Regions from separate parts of the Homo sapiens genome. Here region 1 is linked to region 2. The links are chromatin loops, found by intact Hi-C in ENCODE. Cell type or tissue: K562. All regions are shown on one strand. Each heading gives the region's core, and the rest is flanking DNA. Links, peaks and the distances in the headings are about the cores only. Region 1 has its middle 19 kb from the start of LINC00523. Region 2 has its middle 43 kb from the start of DLK1.

The links. Peaks named below come from ENCODE experiments on the same cell type or tissue, not always from the same donor. Only the 100,000 strongest peaks of a DNase experiment are listed, where the experiment ranks them.
Region 1: it touches region 2 in a loop (5-fold over the local background); 1 of 110 quality-filtered maps calls a loop at or near these places.

Annotation. Positions count from the first base shown.
Region 1 is chr14:100,674,957-100,677,859 of GRCh38, forward strand. No RefSeq gene overlaps it. Among named protein-coding and RNA genes, the nearest start is that of LINC00523, 19 kb to the left of the region's middle. In K562, for the core only: no CTCF peak of the experiment used is centred there; a DNase peak (open chromatin) is centred at 1,355; H3K4me3 peaks cover 223 bases.
Region 2 is chr14:100,768,910-100,771,812 of GRCh38, forward strand. No RefSeq gene overlaps it. Among named protein-coding and RNA genes, the nearest start is that of DLK1, 43 kb to the left of the region's middle. RefSeq lists an enhancer at 2,283-2,577. In K562, for the core only: a CTCF peak has its summit at 1,647 (motif pointing right); DNase peaks (open chromatin) are centred at 1,802 and 2,452; H3K4me3 peaks cover 643 bases.

The DNA.
Region 1 (2,903 bases), core at 291-2,790, 94 kb before region 2:
GTGTACAGGGACTTCTGGAGGGTCCTGACATGAGGGGATGCAGTGAGGACACTCCACAGTGCCCGCTGCGGAAACAAGGGACCCAGCTTGAGATGTGCAAAGGACTTTGAACGCCAGGGAGCAAAATGAGTGTGACAGCAAGCAACCTGTGGTCCTCCGGCTGGGACCCTGGCTGGGCTCTGAGATGCTCCCCACTGGGTTTGGGGGGCTGCACGGGCAGCCAGAAGGCCAGCTCAGGACTTTTTCTGGGGGCACACGACACAGTCGTTTCCCAGGCCAGACAGGTACACAGGATTAATAAGGCCAACACGCTCTCCCGGGGGTGTGCAGCTGAGCTAGCCTTGCTCCAACTGAACCATCAATCACTCCCCGCTAATAGCTCTGCAGGCGGCCACTCTCCCCACCAAATTTAAAGCGAGAATCCGGGCTGCTGGGAGGAAGATGCTGCAGCCCCTAACCACCGTAATTATGAAGTCTTGTTGGGGAGAGATGCTTATCTTTAATGTTAAGTGAACAGAGCAGGAGACCAAACGTCCTGCCTGCGTGTGTGCGTCCATGTGCAGAAACGTCTGCCTGGAAACAGGGCTGCCTGAGACCCTGTCACTTTCAAAGTGGGGATGGAGAAATGAGCTGGGGGCACTTCTTACCATTAAAACTGCAATTAATGATATTGATACCTTATTCTTTTATTTTAAAATGTTATCTTTTCTCTTTACCTTAAAAGGAATCAGTTCACTGTGAAATAGGTGGGAAATACATGAACACAAAGAAGGAAATTGAGACCCCATAAGGCCCTGCCACAGGCCAATGACCAGGGTGGGGGTTTTTGTTATGGGTTTTGCCCCATGGCTAGGTGCATGCACGTTTTGTTGTTTTTACATAGTGGAGATGATTCACTGTATTTTTAATATGTATTTTTAAGTAAGTGACTAGTCCCAGGGGTGGGGCTGAACTGAGAATGCACATTCTGTTAATTTAACCAGTAAATCCGATTTTCAAATTCCCCTTACAGGGAGAGAAAGGAGAATATTTTGCTCACTTTCAATCGTTATCGACTCATCCCCCCAAAGCCGGCAATATCGACCCTGCCTTCCAACACACTTCTGGAGCTTGCCCGGCACACGGGGTTGATGCCGGGCGCTCCAAGGGGGCTGGAGCCCTCACCCCGGCTCACACTGGCCTGAGATGAAGAGGCAGCTACAAAGTGCTGAGGCTCAGGTGGTGTCCCTGGAGGAGGCCTCTCTGTGGTTCTCTGTGACTTAGAAAGTCAGAACTAAGGTTGGAGAAGCTCTGTCCTGGAAAGGCATTCTGGGTGGGGGAATGGCCTAAACAAAGGTGGGGAGGCAGGAACGCAGATGAGGAGGCAGGCGGCCCGCAGTTCAGCTGGCTGGGAACGCAGCCAGCTTTTCTTTGGGTGTAGTCTTTTGCGCCCGGGTCATTCTGAAGAGTGACTTGGACTCTGAAGAGGCTCCCTGGTTACTCCCCACTTTTCCTCAAAGCTCCAGCGCTGCTTCCTCTGGGAAGCCTTCCATGGTTTCTCTGACGGAGACACTCCCCTACTCCAGGCCTGCAGCACTCACCTGCATCTCACACTGCGATGCAAAATTTGTGTGATTAATGGGTTCAAATGTGCCCCCCTCCCCTGGACTTTACAGGGTGCTGGAGCTGCTGGCTTGCTGTTCCCAGTGCCAAGTCCCATATGGGTGCTCAGCCATATGGAAGGAAGGTGCTCACAGTCCCCACAATCTATCAACCCACCCTGCGGGTGGAGGTACCGTGACTGTGGCCCCCACACCCCGCCCCTCAAGCTCCTGCCTGGCTGGAGCGCCCGCCTGGACCTGCCTGGCCTCTCAGCTACTTTGTTGTGAGGTTCTAGGCATGGAGATGAGTTTCTAGTGACTCTGGCTTGTTTTCTTCCCTTTTTTCCTGGTGATCTTTCTGTGTAATTAAAAGACAGCTATTTGGCTGGGTGCGGTGGCTCATGCCTGTAATCCCAGCACTTTGGGAGGCTGAGGCGGGTGGATCACCTGAGGTCGGGAGTCGGAGACCAGCCTGACTAACATGGAGAAACCCTGTCTCTACTAAAAATACAAAAGTAGCTGGGCATGGGGGCAGGTGCCTGTAATCCCAGCTACTCGGGAGGCTGAGGCAGGAGAATCGCTTGAACCCAGGAGGTGGAGGTTGAGGTAAGCCAAGATCGCGCCACTGCACTTCAGCCTGGGCAACAAGAGTGAAACTCCCTCTTAAAAAAAAAAAAAAGAGCTATTCTAGGAGACGAGGCAGCTGGAAGCAGAAACGCTGCTCTCTGCTTATGTGTGTGGAAATTTATTGTCTAGAGTACAGAATTCCGCTCGAGGCTCCAGTGTCAAAACAGACGCTAGGGTGAAGACCCAGCCCAGCCTCCCTCCTCAAGCCTGCTCTGCGCCCACCCTTATCCACATGGTGGCTTCCTGGAGCTCTTGCCGCCCCACTGGGTGAGGTGACAGCCTCCATTTCTTGAGGAGCACTAACTCTGCCAGTCTGATGACATCCACAGAACCTGTGAGCCTCACGCCAGGGGGCAACCCAGGCTGACAGCTGTGGTGTCCACCTGGAACCTGCCCCGGAGGGCTTGGAAGTTGTGAAGCCCATACTCCTTCCACCGGGCATGCTGCTGGTGCTGGGTGCCCCGGGGAGCGCAGCAGCACAGCTCCCACCTCCCTGACACAGAAGCCCAAGCCTGTGCTTCTGCCTGGCCTGGCCGTTTGAGAGGCCCCTTCCTTCCCCCAGAACCGGAAACTCCAGGCAATGTCAAGGTCATGCCTAGCCTGGAGGAAGTGCCTGTAAGCGGCCCAGCCCAGAGCACGGCGGGTGCAGCCCCCAGTGGAGACAGCGGGGTCCAACTTCCAGTACCCACTCATTGG
Region 2 (2,903 bases), core at 257-2,756:
AGACTCTGTCTCAAGATAAATACATAGATGAAAGAAAGACGACTGACCGACTCCTGTGCAGAGGAGCACAGGAATGGCCACACCAGTTTTTCTCTCCCATCTTGTTTGCTCTTCCTGGCTTCATTCCCAGGCAGAGCCTCTCCACTCCCTGTCCCAGCAGCTCTGGCCTCAGGTCCTTCTAGCCTCAAGGTTTGATGACAGACACTCGCATCTGTGTCCCAGGGATAACAACACAAGTCCTAGCATCAACAGTGGTTGGCTTGGCTTGGGTTCTGACCCTCTCCCATGGTGGGCACAGGGGCAGGGCGTGCTCTGGCCAGCTGGGGATAGGGTTCTGCCACTCAAACCCCAAGGACTCATCGGGGGGAGGGTTGGGATGGAAGCGCTGCCTGCTGAACCAAGGGGGCAAAGGTTGAGTATGCAAAGCCATCCATGGCCACTGCAGACTCTTCCAGCTTGAACGTTCTTCCCCCACTCCTTCCCCGAAGAGTTCACTCGGCCAACATTTACCCAGCACCTACGGGGCGCCAGACGGTAGAGACACAAAGCACACACAATCGAGTTGAAGACGGATGTCCCTCTGGGGCAGACACGTGGCACAACAGGACACAGTCTTTGGAGCCCCGCCACTTCCTGGGCATCAGCCCTCTGGCCCTCAGTTCTCCTAACGGTCAAATGGAGCAGCAGTGACAGGATCACGGTGACGCCCCGGCTTCCGTGCTGGGCCCCTCGGTGGATGCTCAGCCACTGCTTGTCTTCCTTTCTTTCAAGCATTTAGAGAACAGAGGCAAGATGTAACTGAGATTTCCAAACGAGCTGCTTACGTGCATCCCCTTCGGGGACTTGCAAATGCTTTCCGCCCGTCAGCCTGGACTGTGCCCGGCATGCGAGGTGCCACGTCCTCCTTCCTGTTGACAGGCAGCTGGCGATCAATCGGTGCTAATGAAGCTCTGGTTGTGAGCTCCAGCGCGAGGACAGGCCTCCTGAGCACTCTCCAGACCCACTCCCCAGGCCCACTTTCCTCCCTGTTGAAAATAATCAGTGCTGAGATGTTCCGTGTGTGGTAGAAGAAAATGAGACAGTCTCACATCCAGGCTTTTTGCAGGGTGCAGGGCGTGCCTGCCCAGACACCCTTGAGTAAAAGGGAAAAATGAAATTGGTGAAATGTGGAATAATTTGAAGAAATTAGACCTAGTTTGTCCAAGATTAAGGGTAGTTCTTCATTAAGTGGCCCAATCTTTCTTGCTGGGGAAAAAGCAATCATTTCAGCCCTTTAATTTCCTTAAGCCTCCCTGTAAGGGCGGGTGTGCAAAGGCTTCTGGGGGTGGTTATGAGGTTGTCGTATTTTAATCACCCACGACTGGGCTTGCCAGGAGACACTGCAGACATTTCATAGAATTCTCAATCAGCCACTTTAAAAGCTCACCGAGAACTTTCTCTGGAAGTCCACCCAATTTTCCAGAGGGGAGGAAATTTCCATTCTCCTTGGTACCTTTGGATATGCTAATCCCAGGTAGCTTCAGAGTGGGGGTCCAGGACCTTCACTGGCTGGACCCTCACATTGGGGTCCAGGTTCCTCAGAGACCCTCTTAGCTCCCCAAGGGGTATATTTGCTTCACAGGTCCATGGGAAAACCACGAGAGGGCAGACGGGGGCTCTGGAGGTGGCTGAGAGCAAGAAGAAGGAAAGAACCTTCTAGAAGTTCCCACAGAAAGGAACAGGGGGCTTCAGAGTGGATGTGGGGTTGGGACAGGCACCTCTAAAGAGGGCCTATGTTCTCAGACATGGAAGGTGGGAGGAGTGGTCTGGGGACTGGGCAATGGCCCAGCAAGGTCACCATGGCAGCCCTGGGGCCCACTGAGAAGCACAGGCAAGGAAAGCAAGATTAGGATGAGTCCCTGGGGCCAGGTCTCACAGGGTCTTGGCAGCCTCTGTCCAGACCTGAGATTTGATTCCTGGGGTTTTAAGCAGAGGAGCGACAAGCTCTGATGGATGGTTCTTATAGGTGCACTGAGAGCTGGTAGGAGCTGGACTGTGAGAAGAGGGAGCCCCATGGCCTGGGCTGTGGCAGGAAGCGGCTGCTCAGCCAGGGTGGGTGAGGTTTGGTGGGAGGCAGTGAGGAGCCGCTAGACTTGAGAGTGGCCAGGCCCAGCCCTGTGGAGTTGCCGCGTTTGAAGGCAGTATTGGGGTGGAGGGTGCAAAAATTCCCCTCCACCCCTTCAAGGGTTTTTGGGTGAGAATTAAAGTGATACAAGACAGATCAGCAGGAGAAACGCACACAATTGACAGACCACACGACTCACAGGCATGGGAGCCTTCCTAAGGCCCGGAGGCGCAGTTACAGTTTGAACACGTAGGCACTGCCTGAGACAAAGAGCAGGACGCTTGAAAATGGGCCAAGGCCCAGGGGCCCAGGCTGGGGGCTGGCTGGGTGGAGAAGTGGCTGGGACGATGAGGATTAGTTTAACGAGGTTTGTTTGCACAGAGTTCCGTTGGCCCCAGCTTCCTGTCCTTGGAGATAAGAGTGGCAGTTTCCTTTCAGTATGGGGAGGACATCTTTCACATGGGAATTTCGTCTCCTGCTTTTGAGAAAGAAAATGAAGATCAGAGGGATCTTCTAGCACCTCTTGCTTTTCAGGTCCCTTTAACTCAAAATAATCAACATGCCAGAGTGGCATATTTTGGGGTGCAGATTCTTAATATTGGTAGACCCAACATTTGGGACGTAGAAGGAAAATGTTGTGGTGATGGATAGATGTGTGTGTGTGTGTGTGTGTGTGTGTGTTGGTATGCGTGTTTGAAGATGACCAGAATCCTCATGGAAAACAGCAAGTGTTAGGGACTTGACTGTAGAATGATTGGTGAGGTGTGTGTCGCAGGGAGGGTGGGTGATAAGATGACCC